Regions from separate parts of the Homo sapiens genome. Here region 2 is linked to region 1. Evidence: read pairs that join two places in POLR2A ChIA-PET (ENCODE). Cell type or tissue: HepG2. All regions are shown on one strand. Each heading gives the region's core, and the rest is flanking DNA. Links, peaks and the distances in the headings are about the cores only.

Region 1 (9,780 bases), core at 1,650-6,649:
AAGTCAAAAAACAACAGATGTTGACGAGGCTACAGAGAAGGGAAGACTTACACATTCTTTGTGGGAATGTAAATTAGTTCAGCCACTGTGGAAAGCAGTTTGGAGATTTCTCAAAGAACTTAAAACAGAACTACCATTTGACCCAGCAATCCCACTACTGGATATGCATCCAAAAGAAAACAAATCATTCTGCCAAAAAGACGCGTGCACTCACATGTTCATCACACCACTATTCACAATAGCAAAGACATGGAATCAACCTAGGTGCCCATCAGTGGTGGTTTGGATAAAGAAAATGTACATATACACCATGTAATATTATGCAGCCATAAAAAAAAAAAACAAAATCGTGTCCTTTGTAGCAACATGGATGCAGCCAGAGGCCATTGTCCTAAGCAAGTTAACACAGGAACAGAAAACCAAATAGCACATGTGCTCACTTACAAGTTTGGGTAGTCATGGACATAAAGATGGCAACAATAGACACTGGGGACTGTTGGAGGGGAGCAAGGAAAGGGGAACAAGGTCGAAAAACTAACTGTTGAGTACTATGCTCAGTACCTGGGTAACAAGATCATTCATACCTCAAACGTCAGCATCACACAGTATACCCAGTTAACAAACCTGCACAGGTACCCCTGAGTCTAAAACAAAACTTGAAAAACAAAAACAAATGAAAATATATACCCCTAAAAAGGCTTGCACACATTGCATATAGCAGCCTTATTTGTAATAGCCCCAAACTGGAAACAACTGAAATGTCCATCAACAGGTGAATGAATAAACAAACAGGTGCATCCATATGATGGAACACTACTCAACAGCAGAAAGGAACAACCTGTTGATACACATAACATGGATAAATCTCAGAATAAGTATGCTGAATGAGAGAAATCAGACAAAAAAGATATATACTACATGATTCCATTCATATGAAATTCTAGAAATGAAAAACATCTGTAGTGACAGACGGCAGGTGGCCCAACGCATGGGTTGAGAGAGAAAGATTAAAAGAAGCAGGAAGAAACACAGGGGTCATGGATATACTCTTTATCTTGATTGTAGTGATGTTTTACTGATGTATACACATGTCAAAACATCAAATTGTACACCTTAAATCTGTGCTGTTTATTGCATATTATACCTCAAAAAAACTCTTAAATTTAAAAACAAAACAAACAAACAAAAAAACAGTGAGTTAGCTAGGCAAAGAGTTGGGGGACAAGGGAGAGAATTGTGCCAGACAGGGAATACAGTAGACAAAGACTATAAGGCAAATGAGAGCCTGAAACCTTCATGAAATGAAAGGAGTTGGCCAGGCACAGTGGCTCATGCCTGTAATCCTGGCACTTTGGGAGGCCAAGGCAGAGGATCACCTGAGGTCGGGAGCTGAAGACCAGCCTGACCAACATGGAAAAACCCCATCTCTACTAAACATACAAAATTAGCCAGGCGTGGTGGCGAATGCCTGTAATCCCAGCTACTCAGGAGGCTGAGGCAGGAGAATCGCTTTTACCCGGGAGGCGGAGGTTGCGATGGGCCGAGATTGCGCCATTGCACTCCAGCCTGGGCAACAAGAGTGAAACTCTGGCTAAAGAAAAGAAAAGAAAAGAAAAGAAGTCCAGTTGGGGCCTTGTAAATTAGGAGTGGAATTGTGGGCTTTGACTTAGGACAGTAAGAAAGAAAGTATAGCTAAGAGGTCCTTCTTTCCTTCTGTTCTTTTGTTCCTTTTTCTACTTTCTTTTTAATACTTATACATTATTTATTATATGCCAGGCACTGTTCTAAGTCACATGTGTGTGTGTATGCATGTGTATATATATATATAATCATTTAATCCTAATAATTACCCTATGAAGTAGGCAAATTAGAAGGTTACTTAGGTTAGTCATTTGGGAAATGCAAATCAAAATCACAGTGGGATACCACTTCACATCCACTAGGTTGGCCATAATCCAAAATGTAAAATAATAAATGTTGGTGAGGATGTGGAGAAACTGGAACCCTTGTACCTTGCTGGCGGGAATGTAAAATGGTGCAGCAGCTATCGAAAGCAGTTTAGTGTTTCTTCAAAAAGTTAAACATAGGCTGGGCATGGTGGTGTGTACCTGTCATCCTGGCTACTTGAGAGGCTGAGGCAGGAGGATGGCTTGAGCTCAAGAGTTCAAGTTCAACCTAGGTTAAAAAAAAAAAAAAAAAAGGCCAGGCACAGTGGCTCACACCTGTAATCCCAGCACTTTGGGAGGCCAAGGCGGGCAGATCACCTGAGGTCAGGAGTTGGAGGCCAGCCTTGCTAACATGGTGAAACCCTGTCTCTACTAAAAATACAAAAAATTAGCCAGGCATGGTGGTGCATGCCTGTAATCCCAGCTACTCCCAGGAGGCTGAGGCAGGAGAATTACCTGAACCCAGGAGGCAGAGGTTGCAGTGAGCCAAGATCATACCATTGCACCCCAGCTTGGGCAACAAGAGTGAAACTCCATCTCAAAAAAAAAAAAAAGTAAACAGAATTGCCATATCACCCAACAATGGTATATGGTCAAAAGAAATTAAACAAAAGATATTCAAATGAAGCTTATATATGAATGTTCACAGAGGACTATTCACAATCAAAAAAGGTGAAAACAACCCAAATGTCCATCCATGGATGAATGGATAAACAAAATGTGTTGTATCCATACAATGGGATATTATTTATCCATAAAAAGGAATGAAGTATTGATCTATGCTACGATGTGGTTGAACCTTGAAAACATCTGGATAGAAGAATATTTAAGGGCAAAAAATAAAACAACAACAACAAAATTAAGTTAAGTAAAAAAACCCATTCGCAGAAAGTTACATATTGCATGGTTCCATGTATATGACATATCCAAAATAGGGAAATCTATAGAGACAAAAACTGACTAGTGGTTGACTAAGCAGGGAGAGGAGGGGAGGGAAGGGGAGAGTGGGTACTGACTGCTAATGGATACAGGATTTCTTTTTGGGGTGATGAAAATGTCTTAAAACTAGACAGAGTGATGGTTGTTCAACACTATCAATATAATAAACACCAATGAATAGTACATTTTAAAATGGTTAAATTCATGTTATGTGAATTTTACCTCAAAAAATAAATAAATCCAAAAAAAAAGTTATTTAGGAGGTAGAGTCGATGGATGGCAAATGGTGATTGATGGGTGGTGGGCGAGGAGGCGGGGAAGTAGAGGAAGGAGTCAAGAATGACTCCCAGATGGCTGACAAACAAATGGGCGAGGGAATCCTCTTTTCTGGGATGGAGAAGACAGAATAAGAAATAGACATCTGGGAGAGAACTAGCGCATTTTGGATATCACAAGTTGGAAGTGCTGAGACATCCAAGTTCAGAGCTCAGAAGAGAAGTCTAAGACAAAGATATTTGGGCATCATGAACAGAGCATCATAAATGGACACTATGCAAGTGAATGAGACTCCATATGTAACGGTCTGACAGAGAAAGAAGGCCCAGATGTGTAAATTACAAGGTGTCAGCAAACATCACAGAAATTTTAAAATATAAGGTATTTCAAAATTAATATAAATTTTAAAATATAAAGTCTCTGTGTTCAAGGACTTTGTGATCAAGCATAAAACAATACGTTCATGTCAAAGAAGCCTTCAGCTCTGTAACATATCACCAAAGCCTACCATTTCATCTTTCATTTAACACGTCCCTACGTGCATCCAACCACATGTTGAAGAACCTGCTGTTCCTTGAAAATGCCAAATTCTCCCTTGCCTTCCTGCCATTTCACTCTGTTCTCTCTAACTGGAATAATTCTTTCCCATTTCCAATTCTTTTAGGCATATACTTAGGAATGAAATTGCTCAGTGATATGGTAATTCTGTGTTTAACCTTCTGAAGAAACATCAAACTGTTTCCTATAGCAGCTGCACCACATTATATTCTCACCAGCAAATGGACAAGGTTCCAATTTCTCCACACTCTCACCAACACTTGTCATTTTCTGTTATTTTCTCTCTTTTTTTTTTATGGCCAACCTACTGGATATGAAGTGGTATCCCATTGTGGTTTTGATTTGCAATTCTCTAACAACTAACCTAAATAACTTTTAAATCTATTTACCATTCTCCAACCCACTGACCTCATTTTCCACCTGATATATTGCAACAGCCTACCTCCTAGGGTAATTATTAGGATTAAATGAGTTTGCATATAAACCCACACAGTCAGATTCAATCAAAGCACCTCCATGTCTTTGAAGACTTCCTGAGCCTTGCCTTCCTGTGACAAAATATACCTTTGTCACAGTGTTTCCTCCTGTGACAAAGGTATATTTTTGTTAAAGCTCCCCAGGAGATTCTAATATGCAGCCAGGACTGAGAACCACCAGACTGGGGCAGTTTCCCAACCCAGTAGGATCATGGGAGTCACCTGGGGCACTTATTTAAAAGGGTAGGTTTCCTGGCCCAGCACCAGACGTTTGGAAACAGAATTTCCAGGAAAGAGGCCTGGAAATCTATATTTTAAAAGAAGTTCCCAACAGGTGATTCCTATGACCAGGCCAGTTTAGGAAACCCTGGTCTAGAGGATAATCCTAGAGCAGTAGGCAGTAAACACAGAGGGCAGTTTGAAACTAGGTAATCTGGTTTGCAAGATACAGTCTTTTTGCATCCTGGCTCTTGCAAGATAAAGTTTGCTCATCTTTGGCTTGTGACCCACTGTGGGGTTGCTGCCCCTATTAGCTCCTACCTGCATCTATGTAAGAGACTGTCCATCATTAACCCTTTCCAGGTAGGCATGCCCTCACACTCTGGGAAGTCTAAAATTTCACGTGAGGCCCAGAAAAAGCCTGAGCTGCCCGTTCCAAGTGCCTAATCCCTGTTTATTGGCTGTTTCTCTTTGGTGAGATCTTAACAGTCCTACTGCGTGCAGGGAATGTTCCAAATGCTATATTATCCTAATCCTCTCATCATCTGTGAAGGCTAATGCAACTCCATCTTGGATGCTAATCCACCATGTTGACTTCTGATTAACTCCAGTTCTGGAAATGCCTCTAAGATTTCTATTTTATCTACTATTCCTTGGTAAGACCATATACTTATCATAAATCCTGCTCTTAGGTTAAAACAACTGACCATAAATCCTGCCCTTAGGGAACTTCACATAGCATTCTCGCCTTTCCCTACAATTGTCCTACACATTCCTTCCCTGTAAGGTATAGGTATTCCTTCCTTATAAGGTATTCAAGCCCTGGTCTTACTGCTGTCCGGGATATAGACAGGGCTTCTGTTCGCAAGTCCCTATTAAATGCTTCTTTCAAGAAACCAGATTTGTCAGCCTCTTTGGCCTCTGAGCTTTCTCAGACTTTGGGGGTAGGTTTGCATAGAACTGCTCACCATGGAACATATATTGCAGAAAGGGAATTATGTCTCCATTTGATAGACATGGCCCAAGGTCATGTGCCTAATGAATTGCTGAGCCATTCATGGATTCAAATCCATGTGATTACAATGCTGTGGCATATTCCACTCTGCAGCACTGCCTCTCAAAGATTACTTTTCTATCCCCAGTTATAGTTCACCAGACCATTTTGTTTGCTGTCAAGGCTTCCCAGCTATACTCAGTAAATTCAGAGCTGCAGCTCCAAATACCTGGAACCATCCTGCCTAAGGGAATCCCAGGGTGGGTATCCAGGGGGCTTTGGGGAAAGGGAGCTCAGTTATAGAGAAGCAAAGGGAATGATGACAGTGCTGAGCACAGATGGCCACACTTCCCTATCCCACCCCCATCACTACATCCTCCTAAAACTGAATGAAGCCGGAAGGGGATGTCACCTCAGCTCTGGGCAGCAGGAAAGAAGTTGACCTCTGGGAGGGAGGGAGCAGCGGAGGGGTCACAGCAAGGGGAAAAATGGGAGGGGGCACCCTCCCCCACAGAACAAAAGATAGAAAAGTTTCCAGCCACGTCAGGCTAGTCTTACAACTAGCCATGCTGGTTAGGGGGTCCAGGATCTATGGGGCTCTGGAATTTTATGATGTCTCAAGATGAGTATTCAGGTAGTCTATGGAGAAGCCATTGGTAGACAGTACTTGGCCCAGAAGGAAGGCCATGGGGCTAAGAGAACCTCAGGATAGAGGCTAAATTAACCACATATTAGGACAAGTGCCAAGCAAGACTGAAGAATGCTGCCCCACAGAGGACCTTCCCACACAGGCTCCTCCACAGGCCCCTGCCTGTGGAGTGATCAACAATTCCTTTTGCCACAACACTCTTTCCCACCCCACACCCAACATATGCTCATATTCTAAATGAAAACACTGTGCTTGCTATACAAATGATGTTTCATGACAAGTCACCCAGCCTCTCTCCAACTAGATGGCGTCCCCAAGCTCAGTTTATATAAAAATTTGGGGTGCTACTACTAGCTTCTAGTTAAATGCCACATTATGTTCTGAAAGACATGAGGAGGGGATGCTGTGAGTTTGTTAGGGTGGTGCAAGGGGAAATTTCTGTCTCCCAGAGTAACAGGAATCAGTGAGACTCTTGACCAGAGCTGGTCAAGGATGCTGGAGAGAAACACAGCAAGAGAAAAACGCTGTAGAATGCAACAGGCCTATGAAAACAGTGCATGGAGAAGAGGCTGATTCGGTGGTCTTCCATATTCAGGATGGACATTACAGGCCATGAGGAAGTTAAAGCTGATTTTAAAAAAAGAGTTGCCCAATGCAGGTTAGGAATAAGACCCTCCAACCAAAGTTTCAGGGAACCTCCTTTGGAGAAAGAAATGTGTTTCTAGGTGTGGAAGAGCTCTCTTGGCTAACAAGCTCAAAGACTGGGCATGTCTTGAGGCAAGAGAGAGTCCACATGACCTTTGGAGGTTCTTGTCATACAAAGGTCCACAGTGATGCTCAGAGACCCTCACTATCTTTTTGATACCCCCAACTGCGTCTCTCCTTCTGAAGTATCTGGCTGGCCTGCTACTTGCTGGTAGTTCCTGTCTTTTCATCTGTGACCTCCGCTCCCTACATCTGTGCTCATCATTTCACAGACTGTAGCTATTTCTGCTCTTTCAGTAGAGAAGGGCCAGGATGTCTTCCTCTTCCTAAGGTCACAGCTGGCTAAGCCAGAGGAAATCTGCTTCCCCCAGGTCCTCTTGGTGTTTGACTCTAGGGATCAGCACAATACAGAGCAAAGTACCTACATCAGCTTTATCCACCTCATCCATCATTCATTCAACATATTTATTAAGTACCTACTATGTGCCAGGAGCTGGGTTTACACTAGTGATCAAAATAGATATAGAGATTATATTCTTGTTCCAGTGGCCCTGACACTTCAGAAGACACCAAAACCAAGGGCTTTTGTATTTATTTACTCATAGAAATATTTGCAATACCTATAACCAACAAAGGACTCGTATCTGATATTCATAAAGAACTCCTACAAAGTGGTAAGACAGGGCTGGGCTCAGTGGTTCACACCTATAATCCCAGCACTTTGGGAGGCCAAGGCGGGCGGATCACTTGAGGTCAGGAGTTAGAGACCAGCCTGGCCAACATGGTGAAACGCTGTCTCTATCAAAAATACAAAAATTAGCCTGTCATGGTGGCATGTGCCTGTAGTCCCAGCTACTCAGGAGACTGAGGCAGGAGAATCACTTGAACCCAAGAGGTTCCAGCCTAGGCAACAGAGCAAGATACCATCTCAAAAAAAAAAAAAAAAAGTAGTAAGACAGAAGGAATAGAATAATAGAAAATGGACATGATACTTGAACAGATATCCAAGGGTCAAATAAATGCATGGAAAGGTGGTCAACTTCATTGGTTATCAGGATAAAGCAAATTTAAACTACAATACCACTATACACCCACCAGAATGGCTAAATTTTTTAATTTTTCTAGATTGACAATATCAAGTGTTAATGAGAATATAGAGCAACTGGAACACTAAGACGCTGCTGGCAGGAGTGTAAATTAATATGAGCACTTTGAAAAATTGTTTAGTCGCATTTGCTAAAGCTAAAAATATGCATATCCTTTTATGACCCAGTAATTCTATTCCTAGGTATATATCTAGTATAAATATGAACGTAAGTGTACCAAAGGACATGAACAAAAACGTTATCGCAGCCTTATTCATAATAACCCCAAAGTAGGAACAACCAAAATGTCCGTCAACAGAATAACAGATAAATTGTGGTATATTTATTTAATGGCATACCGTACGGCAATGAAAACAAATAAGCTACTGCTACCACAATGTTTTGGATGAGTTTCATAAACATAGTATTGAGTGAGAGAAGCCAGACACAAAATAATACCTACTGAATGGTTCCATGTATATAAAGTTCAGAAGTAAGCAAAACTAACCTGTAGTGTTAGATAAACGTTACTTTTGAGAAGGAGTGTGGCATAGTCACCAGGAGCGGATAGAAGGAGGGTATCTGGGATGCCAATAATGATCTCGTTCTAGATCTGGATGGTGGTCATATGGGGGTGTTCACTGTGTCATCATTTGTTGACCTGTACACTTAGGTTTCGTGTTCCTTTCCTAAATGCCTGGTATATTTCAATTAAAAAAATACACACAGGAGAGGGGAACAGTTTTCGAGTAAGTAAAAACACGGAAGGTAGAAAGGAAATAGGAGAGAGATCAAGATTTTATACACAGGTAGCTGAGCTGTGGCCAGATTAAATGGGGTAGTGGAGGGGAGGGAACTGTTGAATAGAACAGGGCAGAAGTTGCCTCCAGCCCAACCAAAGTTCCTCCAGATACATCAGCCTTAATTCCCCACCCAACCCCACACCCCGTATTCACAAACCTCATCTTTCTGGACAAGTCCCAGCATTTCCTAGACTAGCAGCTACTTCTCCTGGCAGAAAAACCCAGTATTTGAGGCCAAAACTGGGGTCTGAGACACTGATATTTTGCTCTAGTAGGTCCTGTGAGTCTGCAGGCCCTTGATGCAAATGCTCCAGAGCTGATCTGGAATCATCCTGGGGGTACTGGTTTGGGGTGGGTGAGGGGAACAGGGTTTGGTATGTGTATTTGTCATCCTTATCAAAAGGAATGACCTGCTCAGGTTGCTGTGTGTGCTCTTGTGAGCACGTGCCCAAAGCTTCATACACAGCACTGCGATCTCTTCTCCCCAGGCACATCTCCGCTCCAAACCCTATTCAGGGGTCTAGAGCCATGTTCGAATGCCCCCGGGCTACTTTCAGGGAGGAAAAGGACAGGAAGGAACCGTTGGTCACAGGTTCCACTGACAAGAGGGGAAAACTTGGGAGTGGGGGTTCCTTTATGAGGGAGGTCACACCCCCTGCACAAAAACATCCCAAAGAGAACTGGCATTGAGCTTGTGTTGGAGAGGTGGAGATACCCCAGGGAGGAAGTGGCGAAAGGTGAGCATGGGAACACCCCTCTTTGATCCCACAAGGTGCGTCAGGGAAAGTTGGATTTCATTTAGTCCGGGATGGTGACATCTCTCCGCACGCTGCCACCAGGCTCAGTGGGTCAGAGGAAGTGAGGCTCCCCTCCTCTCCGACCTCAGGTGATGCGTGTGCGACCCCAGCCATGGGTCTGACCTCCTTTCGCTCCCGCCCGCCAGTCTCCACCCCTTTCAAGGCCGGGACTTTTTTAAGGCCGGATTCGTCAGGGGTGAGCCATTTGCTCAAGGAACGCGGAATCTGGAGGGAGCCTAAAGTGACGAGCCGGCGGGAGAAGAGCAAGGTAGGGACTGTTCTGTCCGGGTACCAAGTGGGAGGAGGGAGCACGCGGCTGGCTGCTTGAGCCCG
Region 2 (10,297 bases), core at 2,907-7,906, 140 kb after region 1:
CTGTATTGGGTGGGGCCTGGCCAGTGCATCCACCTGGTTTAGTTGGGAAGGGGTGATTGGGTAGGGCCCAGGATCACCATGGGATCCAGGCTGTGTGCTCACTCCCCTGAGCTCTCCTTCCTCATCCCCCTGTCATAAGGCATAAAGCACAAGGGCCCCTGGAAAGAAGTGGTGGGAGGCAGGAGGAAGAGGGGGGCTCTTACTTGTCTGTGGTGCGACAACTCTCTCATGTTCCCAGTGTTCTTTCCCAAGCCTGCAAAATACCACCGTCCACTCTCTCCTGGCTCTGTAATTTTCCAGCTGACCTGAAATTTCCCCTGACTCCTGACCTCTTTCCTGGAGGAGAGGGGACACCAGCTCAGAGACCCTGGACTCCACCCTAGTCTCTCTGCTTGCCACGAGAGGGTATGCCAAAGACTTTGGAAAGCCATCTCCAGGAGGGTCCCCAGGTAGAGGTGTGTCTGCTCCAGGGAGGCAACGCTGAGACAGTTTTCAAGTTAAACTTGTTTAGTGACTCAGAAGGTAGATTCTTGATTTTTCTCTTCTCAACTCTCTCTGGCACCTGCTCTCTGTTCCCCACTACCACCAGGGCGCCACTATTTCCTCTCCCTTCTCTATCTCCCTTTCTTCTCTGCCTCCTTCTACCTCTCAGCTGGAAGGTGCCCTTAGAAATCATTTGGCTCACCCCCTCTTACAGAGGCCCAGAACATGGAAGGGACTTGGCCCACGTTATACGGCTGTTGACACAGGGCCAGCATTGGAACCCAGTGCCCCAGTGCCTGGTTGGCTAAGGCCAACCAGGTCTTCCCCTTCGAAGGCATCTTCCTGGGACTTTGTAGTATTCAAGTCAACAATCCAACTAAATTGGATTTCTCTCCACCCAATAAAACTCCATGGAGGAAAAAAAGACAAAACTGCCCCCCAACCCCCAACCCCAGGGCCAGCCTGGGACTCCATCAAAGACATTCTGGAACAGGTATCTGTTCGGACCTTGCTCAACAGCTGACAAAGAGAACATTTCATTGGCAATTTATCATCCATTCTTCCCCGTACACACTCTTAAGAAGAAAAAAAATTGGAATTTGGTTTTCAGCGCAGAAAGAGGGATTGAGTTAGCTCTGTCTGCGTCGGAGAATAGCAAAGAGCAGAAGGGTAATTCGGAGAGAATGTGACATCTCCTTTGAAGGGATGGTCCTGGACAGGTAGGGAGCAGCTCTGCCTGGAGATCGGGTGGCCAGAATGGCACGCCTGGGTAATGGTCGCAGCAGACTGGCTCCGAGTAGGGGAGGGGAGGTGCCCCGCGAAGCCGGGTAGCTTTCACCTAAATGTTTGGTGGCGAGCGACAGAGGGGGCGGTGCCCTGCCCTAGGTAATGATAGGGCAGTCTGGGAGCCACGCGGGGGCTGCCCGTCGCGGCGCGGCTACAAAGCCAGCTTCGAGACCTCCCGCTTTCTTCCCCTGGGTACCAGCCCCACCCCTCTATCCCCCCTCGCAGCACCCCCCACCTCCGTCCCGCCTCGCCCCGCCCCCCTCCTGGCAGTCCCAGCGCGCATGCTCTCTCCCCCCGCGGAGTAACCTGGAGATTTAAAAGCCGCCGGCTGGCGCGCGTGGGGGGCAAGGAAGGGGGGGCGGAACCAGCCTGCACGCGCTGGCTCCGGGTGACAGCCGCGCGCCTCGGCCAGGTAGGAGCGCGCCCCCTCCTCTCCCAGGGGTGAGGGTCCCGGCGCGGGAAAGGGAGCAGCAGTGCACGGCCGAGCTCCGCGCTGTCGCGTGTTTTGCGCCCCGCGGGATGGGGCTGCGCCGTGGCCGTCCGGGGCGCTGCGCGCCGAGCCCCGCGCGAATCCCAGAGGAGGGCGCGTCCCACACGCTCTGCCGGGGCGGGTGCCGAGTGCCCGGCGCCTGCACGGGTCCCCGCTGAGCTGTGCTTTCTTCCGCGGAGGGCGGGCAGGCAGGAGGTGCCCGCGCTGTCCCAGGCGGGGCGGCGGTGTGGGCGGGGAGCGGCCCCTCCCCGGAGCCCCGGGCCGGGCCGGACCGGGCCGGGCCGACGGCTGGCGGACCGGCCGCTGGCTCCTGTTGCAGCCTCCCGTGTCAGACTTTTCTTTGGAAAGTTGCGTTTATTTTCTTCTCTTGTCTGGGCTTCACCGGAAAGGGGCAGGATGAGTCACTGCGGCGCGCACAGTCCGGGACTTGGGGGAGCCGGGACGGGAGCCGACGGCCGCGGCGCCGCGGGGTGCTCAGGCCCAGGCCGGCTTTCTTGAGGAAGAGTGAGTTATTAAGACAGGGAAAGGGGACTGAGCCCTCTTGGACTTAGAACTGGGGCGAGCTCTGGGTACAGAGTTGGGACTGGACCGTGTGTGTGTGTGTGTGTGTGTGTGTGTGTGTGTGTGTGTTACTGTGTCCCCTTTTCAGCCTCAGTTTCCCCCTCTGTGGGGAGAGAAAGGCCGCTGTTTTCTCCTCGCCTCCCAGGTCTCAGGTGGGGAAGGACAGAGTTCTGCAAACGGCAAACAGGTGTGATGTGGTGGTACCTAGGCATCCCGTGCAGCTTCTCAGAGCTCTGGGCCTAGGCAGGCTTGCTAGAAAAGCCCCAGGGACCTGCATGCTTTCTCCCTAGTGCGGGTCAGGCCTTCCTGTAGTCTTCCGCTCCCCCCAGGCACTGCAGTCCTGTGAGTTGCTCTTGCCCTTGACCTCTGAATCAGCCTCCATCTTCCTGACAGACACTCTTGACCTGCTCAGCTTTTCCCCACTCCAGGGCGTGTTCCCTATGCTTCCTCTTTTTCCAAGGGGCCAGAGTTGGGGGTAGGGAGGGGTTTGGCATGGTGGGTACCTGGTGAGGACTCGCCCTTCAGCTGTTACACAGACCCGGTCCCGGTGGAGCAGGGACTAAGAATAGCCCAGCTGCTGTCTTGCTGCCCTGGAGTCTGCAGCCGGGCATTGCCAGTTGACCAGGGCCCGCAGTGACCCTTGCTGGGGTCCTGGAACCTTTGCTCAGGGGTGGGGTTGAGGTCCTAGGGGCTTCGGACTACCTTTCCTGAGGCACTTAGCAGATCTCCTTTCAGAGCAGAGACCGCCTTGGTGTAGACTCACCTGCCCGAGGCCTGGGAAACAGGCTGGCCTATTGGGGTGGGAGTGGGAGGGCCCAGGAGGCCCAGGCTAGACGGGAAGCCTGAGGAAACCCATAGAGCAGCATATTGTAGGGGATAAGTGGGACGCAATTTGAGGTCGCAGGCCATTCTGTTGGATCAGTCCCATTCCCTCATTCCTCCCTTATCTCCTCCCACCAGGCCTGTCGTGGAGCCAGGACTCTGTTGTTCTGAAAGTGCTCAGAAAATGCAGCTTGAGTCAGCAGAATGAGTTTGAAGATAAAAATACAGCTGTGGATGAATGTACAGCTGTGGACAGACAGGCCCCAATTTAGTGGGTGTGTGTTAGGGGGAGTTTTCCTATGTATTCATGGAGTGTGTGGTGAACTTCCCCATCCCTCCTGGCTCCCTGAATAACGTTGAAGGAGGAGGAGGAGTAGACAGTGATCCCTGGTGGTCTCCTGAGCCCATTCCAGGCCACTGGGTGGTGGAGGGATAGTGGAGGCCTCTCTCCAGCTCTCCCCTTACCCAGACTGGAGCTCTCAGCCTGGGCAGGGCTGGTCTGAAGATTCAAAGTAAAGTTAACTTGAAGACTTTAAGTACTATCATCTGGACGTCACAGCCTGATAAGTCAACATGGATAAAAACCCAGACTGTCAGAAAGATAGTTTCTTTTTTTAGACGAAGTTTCACTCTTGTTGCCCAGGCTGGAGTGCAATGTCACGATCTCAGCTCACTGCAGCCTCCGCCTCCTGGGTTCAAGTGATTCTCCTCCCTCAGCCTCCCAAGTAGCTGGGATTACAGGCACCCACCACCATGCCTGGCTAATTTTTGTATTTTTAGTAGATACAGGGTTTTACCATGTTGGCCAGGCTTGTCTTGAACTCCTGACCTCAGGTGATCCACCCGCCTCAGCCTCCCAAAGTGCTGGGATTACAGGTGTGAGCCACCGCACCCGGCCAGAAAGAAAGTTTCTATATTGGCTGCTTCACTAGGTGAGCTCCACCAGCTTGGCAAGTTACATAACCTCGTCCAAGCCTCAGTATCCCTGGCTGCAAAATGGGAATGATAATACTTACTGTATAGCTTTGTTAAGTAGATTATAACAGACATAAAATTTATAAACATATAATTACGTTATATATAGTCTAAAAATTATAGCTTTATTAAATATTGTATATAGAATACTAAACTGTGTGTCTGACACATAAGTGCTCAATAAATGTTAGTACCAACTATATATTGTATCGATCATTTGGGACTGAATGGACAGCAGTGCCTAGCCTGGGACTCTCCTCTTGGGCCTTGCTCTTAAAAAACAGAAAACAAAAATCTGCTCTAGACCTTATTTCTTTGGTAGCAAGGTCTCCTGGACTTTGGGGAGTCCGTTGAGAGATTGAGCTTTGGCAAAATGATTTTAATCTGATTTCCTCTTGCACAAGTTATTTAAACTGTTTCAACTTCCTCCTCTGTAAAATGAGGATAATAGTACCTACCTCACAGTATTTCCAGGATTAAATAAGCTGATGTAGGTAAAGCTCTGAGCACAGCAGCTGCTTGTAAAAAGAGCTTGATAAATGTCAGCTGCTGTTATTTGGTGACAATGGAGCCAATCATTGTGGTTTACACTTAGAAACCAGAGTTTCTTAGCAAGGGAATCGGCCCGTAGATAACTATATGTAAGCTACGAAGGACGCATCTGCAGTTGAACTTGTGGTCCTGTGCAAAGATCACAGCAGGACTGGATGTCCGTGTCTCTCCTCTACTACTCTGCTACTGTGTGACTTCTATTTAATTAGTGCAGAAACCCCTGCCCAGCCTACCTTCCCAGAGTGTACCCCTCAGGCTGGAAAAGGGTACCATGAACATGAATGTATATCCTGAGAAGTTAAGAGCCTTCTATGCAAACAGTTATTTGTTGTTATTTTTAGGAAAACTGTATAGGGAGGGTGCCCTGAAGTTGGGATTCTGCTCTGTCCTCCCTCCCCAACCCTTAGGATCTTTTGCACTGTTCTTTGGTGTCCAGAAAAAAACCCAGCCTAGCTTTCTTTGAACAGTTAGTGGCCCTGTTTGCTGGGCAGCAGGGGTGGAGACTGGACCAGCTGGTACCAGGCCCAGTGTCTTGAACACTGATGCCACTCGACTCCCAGCAATAGAGCTGGAGTGTTGAGCTTTGTCCAGTGTATTAAGTGTCCCTGCTTGGGCTGGGGAGGGGGGCAGCTGGTGACAGAGCCATCACGGGATGCTCCTGATCCCTGGCCAGAACTTCCTGTTGAATCCTGTTTTCTACTACATGGTCTGTGTTTTCCCCTCCACGGGAAGAAGTCCACAGTTTTGCCACCAGCCCTGACTGACTTGTGGAATCTCTTGCTTCTGATGTTGGACATGGGCCTGCTTCCCCTGTTGGCCTTGACTTCATTGCCTGTAAAATGGAGATGAGATTCACCTTGCATGGTTATGGTGAGGATTAAGCGTGATGTGCATATTCAGCCAAGCACCTGCACACGCCAGGTGTTCCATAGATGTTTGTTCCTTTCCCCTTCTTTGTTACTTCTGGAGATCACTTTCTGGGGAGTGGGGACCAGCCAGCAAGAAGGGGTTTGGAGGCCACTTCCTGGCGCTGTAGTCCACAGTCCCCCAGTCACCATATCCAGGATAGCAGGATGCCCAGCCAGAGGGGATACCCTCAGGAGCAGCCAGCCCACAACAGCAGTTCTTGTCTTTCCCCTGTGGTCGCTGTGTGCCCCCCTGCCCCCGGCCTCGCTAATCTCAAGTGTACTTTGAGTTGGCAAATAGTGTTCAAGCTAGGAGTGCCTGGCCCATCCCTAGGGATGTGGCAATTTAGATTCCCACTCCTGGCTCCTGTCCTTAGTGAGCGGAGCACCCAGCTAGCTTGAATGTGGCCCTGCCTGGATCCCAGGCACACTGGTAAAGTCACATCCAATGGGAATCCTGATTCAGCCTTACCCATAGGCTTTCTCTTGGGTACCTACTCTTCTCAGGGCCTGTGCTTCCTGCTTTCCAGGAGCTGAAGCACTAGTGGGGAGGATGGCAGTGGGGGAAGGACTGCAAATCCAAGACCCTGAGGACCGTGGGCAGCGTCCAACCCTGGGGGCTGCCTGGTTAGAGCAGTTGAGATTTAGCAGGGAGAGGGGATACTTGACGGCTTGGTTTCCAGGGGGCTGTGGAGGAGGTGTGAGATTGGAGCTGGGCAGGGCTCAGGTGGAGGGGACAGGCAGTCCAGGAAGGGGAAGTAACTGGAGCACGGTGACCACCTTGGAAGCAAAAACAAGCCTAGTGCTGATGAATTCCCTTATTTGGGTGCCCATGGAGGTATGCTGAATAATCTAGGGACACGCAGATAGCCAGCCCAGATCTGAGATCAAAACCCAGTCTCATGATTTTCAGTCCGGTATTGTTTCCAGCACACCTCACTGGGGAGAGACCAAAAGGAGGGGTGGGAGTGATTAGAAGTCCCAGGCTCCAAGGGCCTTGTTTTACAGACATACACCCTTTTCTGCTGTTGGGGCTCAGAAAACAATACCCCAAAGTGAAGGCCTCAGAGGCAAAGTTTCTGTCTGATCTCCTGTCTCTTACCCCTTATTCTCTTCCGAGGCAGGCCAAAGCGAATCCCTCTTTTCCAGGGCAGGTCATAGAAACTAGAAGCCTTCTCCCCAAAGCCAGCCATACAGCCTAAAAATATTACTCTTTCTCCTGGCTTTCTAGGTAAGAACTGGTGATCAAGAAATGATCTGACCTGCCTTGTTTGATAGTAGGTCATAAGGCCCTCATTGCAGAGGGGTCCTACCCCATTCCTGGGAGGAAGAAATCTGGCAACGGAGAGGCCAAGAAGAATCTGGACAGGCCTTGCTGGGCTTCACCACTCAGTCTATTAGCATTAGCTCATACCATTTTTGTCTGGTCACATTTCTGCATCCTGTGTGTGCTTCCTCAAACCTAAGCATAAAAATGGATACTTAGGCTGGGCGCGGTGGCTCACGCCTGTAATCCCAGCACTTTGGGAGGCCGAGTTGGGTGGATCAGCTGAGGTCAGGTGTTCGAGACCAGCCTGGCCAACACAGTGAAACCCCACCTCTACTAAAAATACAAAAATTAGCCTGGCGTGGTGACACACGCCTGTAGTCCCAGCTACTTGGGAGGTGGAGGCAGGACAATTGCTTGAATCCGGGAGGCAGAGGTTGCAGTGAGCTGAGATCGTGCACTGCACACCAGCCTGGGCAACAGAATGAGAGCTAGTCTCAAAAAGAAAAAAGAAAAGATACTTCACCCTGGGTCTTTGGGTTTTCATTTCTAAGGGCTCTTGTGTCATACAAAACTATGATCAAATAAATTTGTATGCTTTTCTCTTTTTTTTTTTTTTTTTTTTTTTTTTGAAACAGCATCAATTTTGGATGGCATCTCGCTCTGTTGCCCAGGCTGGAGTGCAGTCACGCAATCTCAGCTCACTGCAACCTCTGCCTCCCAGGTTCAAGCGATTCACCTGCCTCAACCTCCTGAGTAGCTGGGATTACAGGCACGTGCCACCACACCCAGCTAATTTTTGTATTTTTAGTAGAGATGAGGTTTTACCATGTTGCCCAGGCTGGTCTCAAACTCCTGACCTCAAGTCATACGCCTCCCTCAGCCTCCCAAAGTGCTGGGATTACAGGCGTGAGCCACTGTGCCCAGCCTGTTGTGCTTTTCTCTTGTTACCATATCTTTCGTTATAGAAGTGTCAGTTCTGACCTTTATGATAGGGAGGAAAAAGGGATCTCCCCCACCCCCACCCCTATATTGCGTGGTACCTACCTGCTTATCCTTCAAGGCTAAGCAACATGGCCATTCCCTCTAGGAAGCCCTGGAAGAACTGCATGTGCCCCCCACATTGGGTCCCACCCCCTCACGTGGATTTGTATCTTCACACTTGTGCCACTGTGCCATCTCATTGCACACCGATTGCATTTTATCCCTTTTGCCAAAGGGAGCTGCGATCAGTTGTTTTCTGTGTCCCCAGCATCTTCACAGCAGGCTTATACACAATTGAGGCTCTGTGGTGTTGGGTGTGGGTAGGTGGGTTTCAGTGCTGTCTGACATTCCCTTAGGGGAGGTTAGGTTGCATGCACTGAGGTATACTTCCAAGGGTCAGCAAGCTTGGGATCTTTAAATCAGAAAATGAGTTTCTTTGAGAGCCTACCCTTTCCTTGCTCACCACTGAGAGTGACTGTTTTTGAGAACACACTTGCAGAGTACTGAGTCTGACTTGGAGCCCTCTCTTTATAAATGGGACTGATCACAGACTCTAGGACTCAGATCTAATAAAGCCTTACAGGCCAATGAGTTTGAAACCCTAGAGGTGTGGGACATGGCAGAGTTGGAACCAGCACCATGGTCTGACTCTTGGTGCAGGGCACTGCCCATCTGTAGGTTTGCATAGATCTTTAGTCTCCTGGCCTCTTTCCTGTATACCTCACCTCCTAAGGGAGGCCAGGCTAAAGGGAAGACTAGGATTGGCTGTACATGGACAGGGAGAGCTGTCTAGCCTGGCTGACTGGCAGAGTTCAAGTTCAGTAGGAGGAAAGCCATTTAGGCTTCTCTTTTCAGTGGCTGTACGAAAAGGCAGGATGGGGGGAAGGAATTTCCGAGTGGCCTGGACACTGTGCCAAGCTCCCTCTTCCCCCTCCATGTTCATATTCCCCTACCTTGGGCCAAGGAATTTCTTGGTACTGCTGCCCCACCTTGTAGGGAAGCATTTATTGTGGCCCAAGAAGAGAATTCAGTTACTAATTTCTGCCAGGAACAGAGTCCAACTCTGGGAAGGACTAGGGAAGAGGGCAGTTCTACCCCCAGATGTCCTGGTTATTCGGCTTAGTTTCAGGTGACCGCTGACCCTTGGCACTGTGTTGGTACCTGAGAGTGTGTGGGCAGGTGAAGGATGGGGTAAGTGCGGCTGGGGTGTCCTTCTCCACCTCATTCCCCTTGACTCATTGGTAGGAGGCCATGAAAGTCCAAATACAAAGTAGGGATTTTATATTCCTATTTCACAAGGGTGAACATGAATCCCTTCCTGAATGTCATGTAGCCTCATCAGTGAGCCCTTAGGGGGTACCTGCCCGTGAAGAAGCAACTGCCGGGGGTAGGGGGTGCATGTGAGATCACCTGGTTGCACAGATGTAAAGAACCTTCGGCATTATCCAGATTAGCTCTCATTTTACAGGTGTAGAAACTGAGTCCCAGAGAGGTGAGATGGCCTGTCTAGGCTACACAGCTCTTAAAAAAAGTGGCTGAAACAGGACTGCCCTCTCCTGGCTCCCAGTTCAGAGCACCTTCCAGCATTTTCAAATGGTTCGAATTTTCTGCTCAACCACTGTTTATTTGTGCAACCTTGGGCATGTTACGTTCTGAGACTGAGCTGTTCATCTCGAATATGAATATTAAACACCTACCTTGGATTTGGAGCGTATGAATTGTATGAGTTATTAGAGAGAAGGTACAATATATCAAGTACCTGGCACACGCTAGACGCCTCTGAGGCAGTTAGTAGGGGTCGGCCACTGTGTTCATTTTCCCTGTGGATGGAAATCGTGCTGTCTCATAACTATGGGATCTTTGTCCCACCTTCTACCTCCCTTCTCAGCCTTCCTCCAGCAGGCAGGTCTGCTGCAGTGACCTCTCCTCACCTGTTGGGGCCAGCACCTGGGGAGGCAGTTGCATTCTTGGCATTCCTCTTGCTGCTAGGGGCTGAAAGAGGCGCTGGTGTGGTGGGGGAGGCACGTGGGTGAGGGGGGGGAATGGAAACCGAGAAGAAAGTGTACTTGGTCTCCCCTAACCACAGCCGCTCCTGTTTGGGAATGAGAAAGCCCTTCCTCCACTGAGGAGGCGACCAAAGAAGTGGCCGCCAGGAACTTTCATATCCTGTATCTCAAACACACTCCACATCTATGAAGTTGGTGGTATTAATCTAAGTTTCTGTGCCTGTAAAATGGGTATACTAATTGTACCCACCTCATCGGATGGTTGGAAGATCAAGACGCACGGCAGAGTGCCTAGTATGTATTATAACCTCAATGTTGGCTGCTATTGTGCGTTTTCTTTTCTGTTTTGTGTGCGTGTTTGTGGTTTTTTGTTTGTTTGAGACAGAGTCACCCTGTTGCCCAGGGTGGAGTGCAGTGTGGCATGATCTCGGTTCACTGCAACCTTGACCTCCCGGTTTCAAGCAAT

What was found. Peaks named below come from ENCODE experiments on the same cell type or tissue, not always from the same donor. Only the 100,000 strongest peaks of a DNase experiment are listed, where the experiment ranks them.
Region 2: POLR2A ChIA-PET joins it to region 1 with 8 read pairs; 3 of 35 experiments call an interaction of 5 or more read pairs at or near these places.

Annotation. Positions count from the first base shown.
Region 1 is chr1:205,813,630-205,823,409 of GRCh38, reverse strand. No RefSeq gene overlaps it. Among named protein-coding and RNA genes, the nearest start is that of SLC41A1, 5.3 kb to the right of the region's middle. In HepG2, for the core only: no CTCF peak of the experiment used is centred there; no DNase peak of the experiment used is centred there.
Region 2 is chr1:205,671,778-205,682,074 of GRCh38, reverse strand. It overlaps SLC45A3 (solute carrier family 45 member 3), which reads left to right and starts at 1,566. Exons shown (of 5, transcript NM_033102.3): 1 at 1,566-1,681. LOC105371701 (a long non-coding RNA gene) reads right to left here and starts at 1,705. Exons shown (of 4, transcript XR_007066825.1): 1 at 1,576-1,705. RefSeq lists a silencer at 1,802-2,021, a cis regulatory region at 3,695 and enhancers at 3,611-3,780, 5,686-6,186, 6,187-6,687. In HepG2, for the core only: no CTCF peak of the experiment used is centred there; DNase peaks (open chromatin) are centred at 4,794 and 5,864; H3K4me3 peaks cover 1,229 bases.